Regions from separate parts of the Homo sapiens genome. Here regions 2 and 3 are each linked to region 1. The links are chromatin loops, found by intact Hi-C in ENCODE. Cell type or tissue: PC-3. All regions are shown on one strand.

What was found. A loop is a pair of places that touch in the nucleus more often than their neighbours do. Peaks named below come from ENCODE experiments on the same cell type or tissue, not always from the same donor. Only the 100,000 strongest peaks of a DNase experiment are listed, where the experiment ranks them.
Region 2: it touches region 1 in a loop (4-fold over the local background); 3 of 110 quality-filtered maps call a loop at or near these places.
Region 3: it touches region 1 in a loop (10-fold over the local background); 3 of 110 quality-filtered maps call a loop at or near these places.

Annotation. Positions count from the first base shown.
Region 1 is chr17:6,066,439-6,071,438 of GRCh38, forward strand. It overlaps WSCD1 (WSC domain containing 1), which reads left to right and starts at 3,941. Exons shown (of 9, transcript NM_015253.2): 1 at 3,941-4,214. RefSeq lists an enhancer at 3,177-4,008. In PC-3, a CTCF peak has its summit at 2,645; a DNase peak (open chromatin) is centred at 2,663; H3K4me3 peaks cover 2,121 bases; H3K27ac peaks cover 1,473 bases.
Region 2 is chr17:5,715,195-5,720,194 of GRCh38, forward strand. No RefSeq gene overlaps it. Among named protein-coding and RNA genes, the nearest start is that of NLRP1, 130 kb to the left of the region's middle. In PC-3, no CTCF peak of the experiment used is centred here; DNase peaks (open chromatin) are centred at 2,607 and 2,977; H3K4me3 peaks cover 474 bases; H3K27ac peaks cover 2,038 bases.
Region 3 is chr17:5,834,921-5,839,920 of GRCh38, forward strand. LOC339166 (a long non-coding RNA gene) reads left to right here. Exons shown (of 4, transcript NR_040000.1): 2 at 2,261-2,296. Among named protein-coding and RNA genes, the nearest start is that of WSCD1, 230 kb to the right of the region's middle. RefSeq lists an enhancer at 2,591-3,092. In PC-3, no CTCF peak of the experiment used is centred here; a DNase peak (open chromatin) is centred at 2,341; H3K27ac peaks cover 3,484 bases.

The DNA of each region.
Region 1 (5,000 bases):
TGACTAGATGACCACCGTGAAGGGAGCTCATCATAGTGGTGGCTCAAGCGTGGTCCACAGCCCTGCCTTGTCCACTGGTGCCAGTGGCCTGAATGGGGGTTCAGTGGCTAGTCGGGGTTCAGTGGCCAGTCACAGTTCAGCCTCCTCTCCAACCACCTCTGACCTTGCACCAGCTAGTGCAAAGTCACTGGCAGTTTCTGTGACAGCCTGTGTGTTTCACACTTCCCTGCCTTTGCAAAGGATGCCCCCCACCCTTGTCTGGAATGGCCCCTGCACCTGGTGACCCAGATGATGCCCACTTCTCCTCTAAAAGCCAGCTTACATGTCACCTCCTCCAGGAAGCCTTCCCTGAATTCCTCCACACTGAGGTTGCGAGTCATTTAGGTTCCAATGCTCGCTCTATCTATCTCTCTATCTATCTCTCTATCTATCTATCTATCTATCTATCATCACAGCTAGTTGCCATCCCAGCAGCCATCTACTAACATAGAAACAATTTTGATCAAGTGGGGATGCGCTCTGAGATGACTGGCCTATCCCCAGAGGATGAATTATAATTAGCCAAACCCATTCCTCCTTGGCCAGGTATTGGCTGAGGGGTACTCACAGGGTTCACTTCTGGCCAATGGGCCTTGCCAGAAGGAGGATCTGGCAAAAGTTTCCTTATCCAGTGAAAAAAGAAACTTGTGGGAAGAAGTGTCCCTTTCTTTCTTGCCTTAGGGTATTGTCATTTGGGGAAGTCACGAACAGCGCTTCAGTTGTCATTTTGCAGTCATGAGGGGGCGGTCCAGGGAGCACAGAGAGGCCACCACAGATTCTGACATCATTGAGTGACTGAATCACCCAACCTTGGAACTGCCTACCTCCAGGCGTCTTGCTGTCTGAGATCATAAACCCTTTGCTTGACACCACTTTTACTTTGCTATTTGTTACTTGAGGCTGCAGGCATCCTGACTGATACAGCAGAGCTCTCTCTTTGTGGTATGTTTTCACTTTGGTCTGTTTTCTCGTCCAGTTCTTCACACTGGAAACTCCTGCAGGGGACCGGTTCTTTTTTATCAAAGACTCTCCAGTGTTCAACACAAAATCTAACACACAATGGGTGCCTTGCTTAGTAAATACATGAAAAGATGGGTGGCTGGAAGGAAGGAAGAATAAGCTATCAGATGACGTGAAGTAAGGAGGTGATGTAAATACCTAGGATCCAATAGTTGAGGTCTGCAAAGAGAGGAGCGGATGACTCAAGAGCGAAACACAGAGAGATGGGATTGATGTGACATCAGACCTGTCTGATTCTTAGTCCCAGACTCCTGGGGGGTGGGGGGATACATTTCTCAGCAGTAAATGGACATATGATGGCAGCATTGTGGGACCAATTGCTTTTGGGACAGGGATGGTATACAAGTTACTATGAAACAGTCCCAACTATGTGGAGAGAAGAGCTGAGGGACAAGGAGTTGGACTGTGATTAGGAGTGACTCTGTTATCAGTCCTCCCTATCACTTCTTACTGGTCACCATCACTAGAAAGAAGGGCTTTGTCCTGACACTGAAATACTCCTGGCCGTGTTGACTCCCAAGCCCTTCTCAATTACTTCCTGGGTTCTTTCATGCGCCTCCTTCCTCAACCTCCCTCCCTAGAGTCAGTAGTTGACTCTAGCTTCTACCCACACAGGGGCTGTATGGTGTTCCCCTGGTGGGGTGCTTTGCAGGGCAGGTGCAGCGTGACATCGAGCACAGATGGCATGGATACCCAGCAGCCTTTTGCTTTTTCTTCTTGAGTCACCTCCTTCCCTGGTGGCAGCCACATCAACTCTTCTGCTTGATTATTCTGTACCAAGTGTCTGCTGCTGCAGATGGACACTTCTGAATAGCAGCTGCCGGGAAATGTCTGGCTTCCCAGAGGAGCTGGGCTTGAATTCCCCTGGGCTCAACTGGCTGTGAGCCTTTTGTGATCACCCACCTGAAAGCCTCATCTGTCAAATGGGCACATGAAGGCATCTATAGACTTATCAGTTTTAAGTGGGACAATGGGTACGAGAGGGCCAGGGCTGGCTTCATGGGTATGAGATCTGTGAAAGGCTCTGAATTCTGTGCTCAGAAGGGACCCGTACTGGTTTAATATCCTCCTTTTATCTCTCGAAATTCTTGATAGTGTTTTAAAAGGGGGCTCCATTTTTATTTTAGGCCCTTCAAATTATGTAGCTGGTCATGGAGAGGGCTTTGCAAACCAAACAGCATTGCGAGACTGCACAGTGGGTTGCTGTTATAAATCGTAACGACACACACATTCACATTCTGTAAAGGATATATATGTGAAGGGGGCTTTTCTGCAAGGTTGGGACTCTGAGGCAGCACAGAATTCGTCTCTCACTTACTGTATCCTCTTCCTGGGCTTAAGGATATTAAATCCAGGTGCCCCAAGACCTTCAGAGCATTCTGCCTTCATGCGGATGGTGCAGACTCTGTTCTAATTCTGCACTTGGCCAGACATAGCTATGCAAACTGCAGCGAGTCTCTTCCCGCTCTGGGCGCCACCTGACTGACCCGCGTAAGGAGGGACTGTGACTGGTCCCCAGGCAAACGCTTTCCCTGCCACCTGCACCTGTTGCAAGCCAGCTCCTCGGAGCCAGGCCAAGCAGCTCTGCCCCTAGCGGGAGTCGGAGGCATGAAACTCCCTTTTAGGAAGACGGAGTAAGAGGCACCACCACCTGCTCCTGCTGCCTCTGCTGTCCTCAGCTTCTGGGAGCATCTTAGCAGCCAGCTCCGGGTGAGGACAGGGTCCACCGGTGCACATGGCAGAGCAGGGCAGATGCTGTGACTTGGCGGCTTTGGGGGAACAGGGTGGGGCTCCTCCCTGGGAAAAATCTTTAGGTTTGGATCCAGCCTTTATTTAAAGAGGGGGATTGTGTATAGACTTGTGTGACTGTTCAGCCTCTTTCCACCTCGGTGCGTGTGTGTGTGTGTGTGTGTGTGTGTGTGTGTGTGTGTGAGAGAGAGAGAGAGAGAGAGAGCCTGTGGGTCAATGCCCAGTATGCCCCTCTGAGAGTGTGTCTGTTAGTAGACACCAGTGTGTGACATTGCTTCTGTGGGCAACTATGTCAAGGCGTGGGTTTGTCACTGTGTGCGGTGTGGAGCAGTATGATAAGCCGGCGGCCGACCCCCGAGTGTGTAGACGCGGGAGCTGGTGTCAGGGTATTTGTAGGGCTGCAATTCTGTGTAGGTCTGTCTCAGATTGTGTGAGAGTGTCTGTGTTCCAGCAGGTGCTTGTTTCTGAGTGTGAATGTGTGTGAAGCTGTGACCGTCTGTCTCTAGCTCTGCATGGGACGGTGATCCGGTGTGTGTGTGTGTGTGTGTGTGTGTGCGTGCGTGTGTGGTGTGTGTGTGTATTAGAGTGCACTCTAAACTGTGTGGCTGTGTGTGTACGTGTGCGTGCCTGTCACAGTGGCCCAGTCTGCTTCTGGGTGAGTGGGGCAGAGCCCAGAGAGTGTGTGTGTGAGTGTGGGTGTCGGTGTCTCTGGGAAGCAGTGATTCGGGATGTGTGTGTCAGGCAGTGTGCGGCTGTCGCTGTGAGTCTGCATGGGAGAGTGGCGGCGTGCTCTCCTCTGCGCGGCAGTGCCCCGTGTGTTTGTGGGTCTGTGTCTGGGTGTGAGCGTCATGGTGCGTGTGTTAGAGCCCGTGGGGCCCCGGTGAAAGGCTGTGGCTCTGGGTGACTGGTGTGTGTGTGTGTGTGTGTGTGTATCAGAGTGGGTGGCGGCGTCTCTGCTCGGCAGTGGCGCGTGTGGCCCGCCCCGCGCGCGTGTTCTCGCGGGCCGGGGCAGGGCGTGGGCCCCCTCCGGCGGAGCCGCGACCCCTCCCCCGGGCGGCGGGAGGTGCGCACCGGCGCCTCTAGGACCCGGCGGCGGCCGGCCGCTGTCCCCGGGCCGCGCGAGTGAGCATGTGCAGAGCCCGGCGCCCGCTCGCCCGCCCGCTGCCCGCCCCGGCTCCGCGCCCGCCCGCCCGCCCCGCCGTTCAGCCCGGACGCCAGCAGCCCCGGGGAGCCAGGCGGCGGCGCCCTGTGCCCGGGCGCGTGGGTCCGCTTGCCGCGGGCGGCCGGAGACGTGCGGGCGCCGGGGCTTCTGGGCTCCGGGCACTGCGGGGGGCTGCGGGCTCGGCGCCCGGGGAAGGCGGGCCATGGGCGCGGGTGCGGGCGCCCCAGCCGGCCGCGATCGCGGGGTGAGTCCTGTCTCTCGGCGCTCCAGCCGGACCCCCGCGCGGGCTGCGAGCAGGGTGTTCCCCTTGCCGCGGGCAAACAAGTTTGTGCAGACGCGGTTGGGAGCGCGGCGGGGCTGCACCTGCTCCGGCTGCAGGGCGGGCTTGCCGGGGGCACCTTCCCGGGGGCCCGGGGCGGCTCGGCCGGGGCAGGGGAGAGTGAGCGGGTGCGTGCAGGGGTTGTGGGGGGGCGGGGGCGGCGCTCGGCGCGGCCGGGATGGGGTGGGGGTGCGCGAGGCGCCGCACGAGCCGCGTCCCCCTCCGGAGTCCTGAGAGCCCGTCCGTCACCCGGGAGGGCGCTGCGGTTGGTCCCGGGGAGGGGGCGAGGGCAGGGTGTGGGGTGCGCACAGCTTCCCTCCTAGGCGGCGACGTTTACCCAGAAGCAGCTCCCTCTCGTTCCGCTACCAAGAGAGGCTTCCGGTCAGCGGAGGGTTTGCTCCGTCTCTTGGTGAACTTGAACAGAGGCAGAGGCAAAAGCAAAACGTATGTATTTTGTCCAGAAAATTACCTAGTGTAGAGCTTTGCGTCTTCGTAGGTGTGGACGGAGACTCACGACTGAAGGTTGCTAAATTGCGTTTTTCTTGGCTACTCAGGAGCGTACGTACCTGGCTGGGTCCCCTGCCTCCGGGTAACCTCGCTGGTGGTTTTCCTGAGCATTTGTGCGCCTGGGATGATGCCTGCTCTGCTGATCGGGAATGCGGGTGGGGAAGGGGACCGCTCTTCCTTCCGCTGAGCAGTGGGAAGGCTCAT
Region 2 (5,000 bases), 350 kb before region 1:
ATGGACGGAGCGCCTCTACTTGGCTTCCCCATGTGATCGCTCTGCGTGCGCTAGTTTGGGATGGTATACAGCATAGCCATGGGGTTTTAAGAGGAAGCATCCCAGCCGGGGGCGGTGGGTCACACCTGGAATCCCAGCACTTTGGGAGGCTGAGGTGGGTGGATCACCTGAGGTCAGGAGCTGGAGACCAGCTTGGCCAACGTTGTGAAACTCCGTCTCTACTAAAAATACAAAACGTAGCCGGGCATGATGGCACTCGCCTGTAATCCCAGCTACTTGGGAGGCTGAGGCAGGAGAATCACTTGAGCCCAGGAGGTGGAGGTTGCAGTGAGCCGAGATGGCGCCGTTGTACTCCAGCCTGGGCAACAAGAGCGAAACTTCGTCTCAAAAAACAAAACAAAACAAAAAAAATTGCGACATAGCACTGGAGGTTACATAATGTTACTTCTGCCATGCTGTTTTGGCTGAGACAGCCACAAAGTATTTCTAGGTTTAAGGGAAGAGGATACTGATCTCACCACTCAATGGGGAAGTGGCAAGGTTAGAAGAGGACGTGGGAAAAGCCTCTTTGCAGCCACCTTGGAGAATGTAACTGATATACCATTTCACATGTGAATCCCTTCCTTGTAGCCCACTGCATGCCCTTGCAGCTTCCGCTCTCCTATACTCCTATCATGGGGAGTTCACTACTTGTTCCAGTTAATTTTCTTTGAGTGTAAGCAACAGAAGCCCACTCTGGCTAACTTAAGCAACGCAGGATGTACTGACACAAGGTGGGGGGTGTTGAAGGATGGAAGGGAAGGCTGAAGATCCAGGCTTGGCATGAAAAACGACCAGGGCAGTGCAAGAAGAAGTCTTGTTCAGTCACGCCTGGGGGATAAATTCCAAACCATATTTGAAACTTTTAGTCATTCTGTTCAAAATTTAAATCACGAGGCGAGAAGATCTGAATGGCCCTGTGCTACGAACTTTACCACTTACTACTTACTTGACTCTGGGAAGGTTGTTTCACTGCTTTGTGACTCAGTTTCCTCATCTGTAAAATGGGGACACTCATAGCAGCTACTTCATAGTTTATGTGAGACTTAAATAAGATGGTGGTTACAAAGTGGTTAGCCCAAAGTCTAGCACATGGTAAATCTTCAATTAATATTAGCTAACAACTGCAACAATAACAACAACTGCTACTGTTACTGCAATGACTATTTTTACTATTATTATTTTTGAGATGGTGTCTCACTCTGTTGCCCAGGCTGGAGTGCAGTGGCATAATCTTGGCTCACTGCAACCTCCGTCTCCTGGGTTCAAGCAATTCTCCTGCCTCGGCCTCCTGAGTAGCTGGGACTACAGGTGCATGCCACTATGCCTGGCTAATTTTGTATTTTTAGTGGAGAAGGAGTTTCACCATGTTGGTCAGGCTAGTCTCGAACTCCTGACTTCAGGTGATCCACCCGTCTCGGCCTCCCAAAGGGATGGGATTACAGGCATGAGCCACTGTGCCCAAGCCAGACTATTACTATTTTGGTTGGCTTGCTTCTGTGCGTAGTACAGGGTCAGGCACACAGTAGGTGCTTAGTTTTAGTGCTGAATGCATGAACAAATAAATGAATGGCTTCTGCTCTAATACATAGCAATCAAGTTCTTTGAAGTCATCTTTAGACATTTCTTTCTTTTTTTTTTTTTTTTTTGAGATGGAGTTGCCCAGGCTGCAGTGCAGTGGTGTGATCTCGGCTCACCACAACCACCGCCTCCCGGATCCAAGTGATTCTCCTGCCTCAGCCTCCTGAGTAGCTGAGATTATGGGCATGTGTCACCATGCCCGACTAATTGTTTTGTATTTTTAGTAGAGACGGGGTTTCTCCATGTTGGTCAGGCTGGTCTTGAACTTCCAACCTCAGGTGACCCACCCGCCTTGGCCCCCCAAAGTGCTGGGATTACAGGTGTGAGCCACCGCACCCGGCCTAGACATTTCTTATAATTAGATCAAAACAAGAAAAATCAACATATAAGAATCTCAGTGCATTTAAATATTAGACCCACCCTCCTGAGTGACTGTTTTCTCTTTCTCTTCCTTCCTTCCTTCCTTCTTTCCTTCTTTCTTTCTTTCTTCTTTCTTTCTCTTTCTTTCTTTCTTTCTTTCTTTCTTTCTTTCTTTCTTTCTCTTTCTTCCTTCCTTCCTTCCTTCCTTCCTTCCTTCCTTCCTTCTTTCCTCCTTCCTTCCTTCCTTCCTTCCTTTTTGAAAGAGTTTTGCTCTTGTTGCACAGGCTGGAGTCCAATGGTTTGATCTCAGCTCACTGCAACCTCTGCCTCCTGGGTTCAAGCGATTCTCCTCCCTCAGCCTCTGGAGCAGCTGTGATTACAGGCGCCCGCCACCATGCCCGGCTAATTTTGTACTTTTGGTAAAGTACAAAATGTTGGCCAGGCTGGTCTCGAACTCCTAACCTCATGTGATCCACCCACCTCGGCCTCCCAAAGTGCTGGGATTACAGGTGTGAGCCACCGCACCTGGCCCTTGGTGATTGTGTTCTGTGTCTGTAGTCCTTCTTCTGAAAAATAATCCCTGGTGTTGCTCTTTGCCCGAGTCCTTCAGAAATGCTGCAAACAGTAAACAAGCAACTCCACTCCAAGGAGGTGAATCATCTGCTGACGGGATTGCATTCCACATCAATTCTCGTGTCATATTTGATTAATTTTGTATCTAGCTTCATTACATCTCATCCCTCATTTCAAAGGTGTCCTTCATAGGGGACACTGGAGGAAGCAGAGAGGGGAGACCGGGCAATGGACATCCTGCTGCGAAGAGTTCATGGATGCCCCAAACAGTAGCAACTGAGATTTAACCCTCTCAGAGTCCCACCTCTGCCCATGAGATGAGCTCTCTGCTGTTACTGCAGCGTTTCCCAAGCTTGAGTCACGGTGACCCAGCCACCATGAGACAGCCACTTTACACACCATTAATCAGCAGAATGGCTGGCAAATGCTAACCCACTTAGCAGTGATATCCTAGCAGGTGACAGCTACCGGAGCTGACAGCATCTGGCTGGAGGGCACACATCTCCAGGCAGGCCGTCTGGAGCTCTCTGAGTTCTATGTGGGTTACTGTGAAGCTGAAGGTGAGACTTCCAGCTTCCTGGCCAAGAGTTGCTTAAATGGGTCAGGGCAGGATTTAACTCTGGCACATCTGAGTTCTGGGCCCTTATTCACCAGGGCTGATGACATCTCCTTCCCATTCTTCCCCTTCTACCCACGTCCTACCACATCTTGGAACTCTGAGGATTCATCTAACATTTATTGAATTCAATTCAATAATTTGTTGAGTGGTGTAGCGGAAACCTCTGCTGTTTACGTTATGTCTGTCCTTTTGGCCCACTTCTAATTTCAGGTGAAGCTGTGTGCATGTGTGACTGTAGCTGTGGCTATGCATGGAGGCTGAGCCTGGATCCTGCCCTCAGACCATGCTGTAGTCATGGTCACAGACTGAGCCCTCATTTTGGTCACAGGCTGAGCTCTGATCATGGTCACGGACTGAGCCTTCCTCCTGGTCACAGAGAGAGCCTTGATTCTGGTCATAGACTGAGCTCTACAGACTAAGCTCTGATCATAAGAGAACACAGTGAGAAAGAGATTGAGGATGGCTCAGTTCAGGCCACCCTCACTTCTGCAGTCGCAGGCGGGAGCCGTGCCCTCTCAGTGGGATATGAGGAGTGGGGGAATCAGAGTAAAGGCATCCTGCATCTGAACAAAGACAGTGCCAATTATGGCAGCTTGCATTCTCAGGTTCTTAACTTGGAAAAAGCCGCTGTGGTTTCAGGCACAGCCTAATGAGGTTTTCAGAGCTGTGTCTTATTTCCTTTAGTGCATAGAGGTTATTGTGTTTTGCAGGAAAATTAACTAGCAATTAAATTTCTGAAAAAGTGTTTGAAACTCCTACAAGCAGTGCCTCATTGTTTTGCAAGATTGGGTACACAATGTAATAATTCCATCTGCAAATTAATTTTCTCTCACTCACGGCTTCTGATGTAACTGCAATGTCATCCATTTAGTCATTCATTCATCCTTTGATTCAGTGCACATTTACTACGTACCTCATGTTGAACCTGGCACTGTGGGGAGGGCAGAGGTGGGTCTCTGCTTCCCAGGCAGCTCCCTGTCTAGAAGGAAGACAAGATTTTCTCAGAAATAATGGTCAGAGGAGGCAGACTATGATCATTCCATTAGAAGGAGATTTATAGTGATTTGGACTTCCAGATTTAGGAGGAGGGGGAGGTAACTCCTGACTTTGTCTCAGTGAAGAAAGAATAGAAAGAAAGCTGAAAGTAGCCAGGCGCAGTGGCTCACGCCTGTAATCCCAGCACTTTGGGAGGCCGAGGCAGGTGGATCATGAGGTCAAGAGATCGAGACCATCCTGGCCAACAGGGTGAAACCTGGTCTCTACTAAAAACACAAAAATTAGCTGGGCATGGTGGCACGCGCCTGTAGTCCCAGCTACTTGGGAGGCTGAGGCAGGAGAATTGTTTGAACCTGGGAGGCAGAGACTGCAGTGAGCTGAGATCGCACCACTGCACTCCAGCCTGATGACAGAGAGAGACAGAGGAAAAAAAAAAAGAAAGCTGAAAGTTGTAGTAACTAACATTGATTAGGCACCTGCAATATGTCAGACTCTGTGGCAGGTGTTTTGCATCTGGGATCTCATTCAATCCTTAGGCCAGTCCTATGAGATGGTGTTATCACCCCCATTTACAGATCAGGAAACTGAGGCTCAGACAGGTTGGATGACTTGCTTAAGATCACATACCCAGCAAGTGTTGGAGTCTGTTTTGGAACTTGCAACTGTCTGATTAAAACATTTCCCACTAAACATGCTAAATTCTTTAAGGATGACTTCTTTGCCAAGTGGTTTGTAGCCTTCCTGCTTCCCATCAGCACAAATGAAGGAGTTGGAGAAGGTCTAGAGGGGAGCTCTGCCAAGGCCAGAATGACATCAAATGTGCTCTGAAGAA
Region 3 (5,000 bases), 230 kb before region 1:
GCAGGCTTCCAAATTAACCACCTGGGAAAGGTCTTATGATTCATGGCTTACATCCTGTCTCTGAGTAACAAATCTTTTTTTTTTTTTTCGAGACAGAGTCCTGCTCTGTCGCCCAGGCTGGAGTGCAGTGGCGCGATCTCGGCTCACTGCAAGCTCCATCTCCCAGGTTCACGCCATTCTCCTGCCTCAGCCTCCTGAGTAGCTGGGACTACAGGTGCCCGCCACCACGCCCGGCTAAGTTTTTGTATTTTCAGTAGAGACGGGGTTTCACCTTGTTAGCCAGGATGGTCTCGATCTCCTGACCTCATGATCCACCCGCCTCGGCCTCCCAGAGTGCTGGGATTACAGGCGTGAGCCACCGCGCCTGGCCCCTCTGAGTAACAAATCTTATTGTGAGTCCCTCAAATCTTATTGTGAGTTCCTCAAATTTTTGATGTACTGATTAATATGTAACCTATTAACACTGAAACGGACACTGATTTGTTTCTGATGCATGAAGTTTTGCTGATTGTCTTGCTGTAGGACATTTTGGCCAGTATGCTGTAAACTGTAGCCGATGATTGTAACCTCTGAATTGAACCCACCAATAAAAAAGAGCAACTCTGATATGAGAAGACCCCCTCCCTTCTCCTAAACGTTCTTATAATGGCATTCCAACTTGTAACAGACTTTGGAACACACCTAAATTCGTTGGTGTGTCTTCCCAGGTTGATGCTCACATTTGACTTCTGCTAAAGCTTTTTCAATTTATTTCAGCCTCAAGAGCCTTAATTTTGATCAACAGTGTATAGATTTATTTTAAGGAATAGGTGCATGAATAATGGAAGTTGGCAAGCCTAAAATTCACAGGATAGGCCATCCTGCTGGAGACCCAGGAAAGAGCCACAGTTGCAGTTCTTGTCTGAAACCATCTGCTGGCAGAATTCCCTCTTGCTTGGGGGAGAGCAATCTTTTGTTTTATTCAGGCTGTCAGGTGATTGGATGAGGCCCACCGACTCATGGAGGGCACTCTACCCAAAGTCCACCAATTTAAATGTCAAACTCATCCAAAAACACCCACACAGAAACATCCAGAATAATGTTTGACCAAATACCTGGGCACCATGGCCCAGCCAAGTGGACACACAAAATTAACCATCATAGCTCCCTTGATGGGGGACTGAGGTAGGCTTTTGGATCAAGGAGGGGATGTTTTACACCTCAGTGAGGCTTTGCCCTCCACTTGGGACCCTGGATTCTGTTTGTGAAAGGTCCTGATTGAAGACAGGAGAAGGAGTGGTAACCACAGACTGAGGGTGGGGGATCGCAGACTACACGGCTGTGTCCACAATATCAGGTTCCAAAGGTGGGAAATAAGAGATAACACTAGGATGGCCGGGCGTGGTGGCTCATGCCCGTAATCCCAGCACTTTGGGAGGCCGAGGGGAGCAGATCACGAGGTCAAGAGATTGAGACCATCCTGGCCAACATGGTGAAACCCCGTCTCTACAAAAAATACAAAAATTAGCTGGGCGTGGTGGCTCACGCCTGTAGTCCCAGCTACTCGGGAGGCTGAGGCAGGAGAATTGCCTGAACCTGGGAGGTGGAGTGAGCCGAGATCCTGCCACTGCACTCCAGCCTGGCAACAGAGTGAGACTCCGTCTCAAAAAAAAAAAGAAAAAAGATATTAACACTAGAACTAATGACAAATACCTGAATAGTGCCTACCATGTGCCAACAGTGTCCTAAGGACTTTGTATATTTTAATGCAATTAGTCCCCCAGTAACCTTGTGATATAGTACTCTTATTATCCCCACCGTACAAATGGTAAAAAAAAAAAAAAAAAAAAAAACTGAGGCTAAGCTGGGGTTTGAACCCAGGGAGTCTAACTCTAGAGATTTCACTCTGAATTACTGATCTATACTGAAGGGCAAGTTAGGAATGGCTTGACTAAGATTAGAGATAAAAACCAGGAGATAGAAGCATGTTCTAGTGTTAATCTCAAGTAACTATTTTTTTTTTTTCCTCTAAAAGGCTTAAGTTAACTAGTGGGTAACATTGCCTTTGGAGAAGGAGGCCTCAGGGAAACTGTTAACTCTTAGATGAGAACGAAGAATGAGTGTCTCAGGTTTTGGTGTCAGTGCTTGCTTAGAGAGAGAATGTTCAATCTTTGATTCTTCAAAACTTTGGGAATTGTGTACATGTGGCTGTGCTTGTGTGCATTCAGCAGTTTTGGCTTGTTCATTCATTGACTCACTTTTTTTTTTTTTTGATCTCCAGGAATGTGCTGGCACTGATGACACAGTAATGACCAAGGTAAACAAGGACCTGCTCTAGCCTGACAGGCTGGTAAGGAGAGACAGAAAACAAGGATCTTAGATTGTCAAAGTGCATCCTAGTTTGGCTCTATGAGAGGGACTTGGGCGCTGGTAGTTTACCTGGGAAGTGATTTCAAGAAGCACAAATTGGGCCGGGCGCGGTGACTCATGCCTCTAATCACAGCACTTTGGGAGGCTAAGATGGGTGGATCCCCTGAGGTCAGGAGTTCAAGACCAGCCTGGCCAACATGGTGAAACCCTATTTCTACTAAAAATACAAAAATTAGCCGGGCGTGGTGGCATGCACCTATAATCCCAGCTACTCAGGAGGCTGAGGTGGGAGAATTGCTTGATCACTTAAACCTGGGAGGCCGAGGTTGCAGTGAGCCGAGATGGCGCCACTGCACTCCAGGCTGGGCGACAGAGCAAAACTCTGTCTAAAAAAAAACCAAAAAACAAAGCACAAATTGGGAGGTGGGAAACAGACAGGGAAGGGAAAAAAAGCCCATAACACGTGCATTCGTGAAGGGGTATCACTGTGAGCAGGAACTCAGTCCGGTGGGGATCCTCTGAGGAATGGTGACGCTTGCTCAGGATCATCCCAATGAGAGGTGGGAACTGGGAGTGCATCTATTTACTCCCATCTCCCACTGGCTGAGGGTTGTCTCCAGGGCTGGTCACTTCTCCATGCTCATGGGTTGTGCATTTGGGAAGCTGGACACGTTCTGTGGGGGAGAGGACACCCTTAGGCTGAGAAGCAGAGAGACCCAGGCTCTTGTCTAGGGAGGCAGCCAGCGAGCTGGAACAGTCTGCCTCAGCTCCAGATAAACTCAGAAGCTGGCCACAGGGCTGTGGACAGCGTGTCCACTATGAGGGCCCTGTAGTGAGGGACAGTTTTGCTTGTTCAAGGAGCCAAAAGGACTGAACAGGTGATGGAGGACAGGAGGAGCTGGGCTGGAGAGGTGGGTAGAGGCCAGGCCCCCAATGCCCAGCCACCAGCATAGGGGCTGTGGATTTTCTAAGTACAGAAGAAGTCACAGAGGGTTTCAAGCAGAAGTGCAAAATGAGCTGAGGGTAATTTTTAAAATATGAGAGAGGAGTAAATGCCTGGAGAAGGTAAGGAAACTTGGGCTCCAGGGCATATGGGCCTCTGAGAGGAGCAGGGATGCATCTTCTATTAAGACAGGAGCAAGAGTGGGCACCCGCCTCACACAGGGTTGGCCTAGGAACAGGAGGGAGCTTCTGTTGTTATTTTCTTTTCTTTCTGCCCTGGAGAATGAGGTGCCCCCACTGGCCAAAATGGGAGTTGGGAGGGGATTAAAGGAGAGAGAAGTGACAGTTTTCTTTCTTTCTTTTTTTTAATTTTTTTTTTTTTTTTTTTTTTTTTTGAGGTGGAGTTTCACTCATTTTGCCCAGGCTGGAGTACAGTGGCGCTACCTCGGCGCACTGCAACCTCCGCTTCCCAGATTCAAGTGATTCTCCTGCCTCGGCCTCCTGAGTAGCTGGGATTACAGGCGTCCTACACCACACTTGGGTAATTTTGTGTATTTTTAGTAGAGACAGGGTTTCACCATGTTGGCCAGGCTGGCCTCGAATTCCTGACCTCAGGCAATCTGCCTGCCTCGGCCTCCCAAAGTGTTAGGATTACAGGCGTGAGCCTACATGCATAGCCGACAGAACAGTTTTCTAAGACAGCCACAAAGTGAACCCAAGAGATTAATACGGGAGGGCGGTCCAGAGGGCTTAGTCTCTGAGTGAATTCTGTGGTCATGAATTGAAAGTGTAACAAATCAGAATCAGGTCATTTGAAGTGATTTTCTTGGGTGACATTTAGCTGCTCTGGTGTGGGTGAGCAGAAGTGAGACAGTTGGATTGGAGCAGGCTGGGGTTTGGCCAGGAGAGTGCAGCAGAGGCAGCGAGAAAAGGGTGCTGGGGGCCTCTCAAGAGAGCAGGGGGAATGGGGTTGGTGGCTGGAACCCAGGGCCCCCTGTCTGTATGTGCAGGGCTCTTGAAAGATGTGCACCACAGGGAGTCAATTTGGCTATGGTTTTTGAGTTTGTGCTCCACGACTGAAAATTCATTTATTTCCCACACCACCCTCTCTCCACTTCATTCCCTTTCATTCATTAGAGTAATTGTGAAAAGTATATGAAGTATCTCAATATTTTTTTGAGTATAAAAACCTATTTTAAACATCAAATTGTTTTCTAGGCTTCCAAATGAGTTGTTTAACATCCACCGAGATAGAAAATATCCAATCAAAAGCTATACTAGGGGGACATTTATTTATGGAGCTATATATTTCACAGGTATTACCTCAATACAGTCTTATTTTATAAAATTTAAATACAGAGCAAACCATGGTCAGTTAAAATTTCCAAATGCGAGTCAAGGTTTATTGCTTATTAATGAAGGGTTCTAACACAGGTAGCAAAGGGAGTGAGCTGTTCAAAGATCCTGGGAGAGAGATTTGCCTCTCTTAGCTGGACATGGACCTTTCTTTCTTGCCTCGTTGTCACCTAGCTAGACACAGCTTGTTGTCTGGCATCACGTGGTCATAAAAAAATCAGGTTCCTCTCAGTGGTGGGGCATGGATAATTTGGAACCACCATCAGACATGACTCGCTAATCAAAAACACCAAGTCACAGATCTGAGAAGTAAAGGATAGCGAATTGATCTGGGCCTATTAATTGAATGTTTC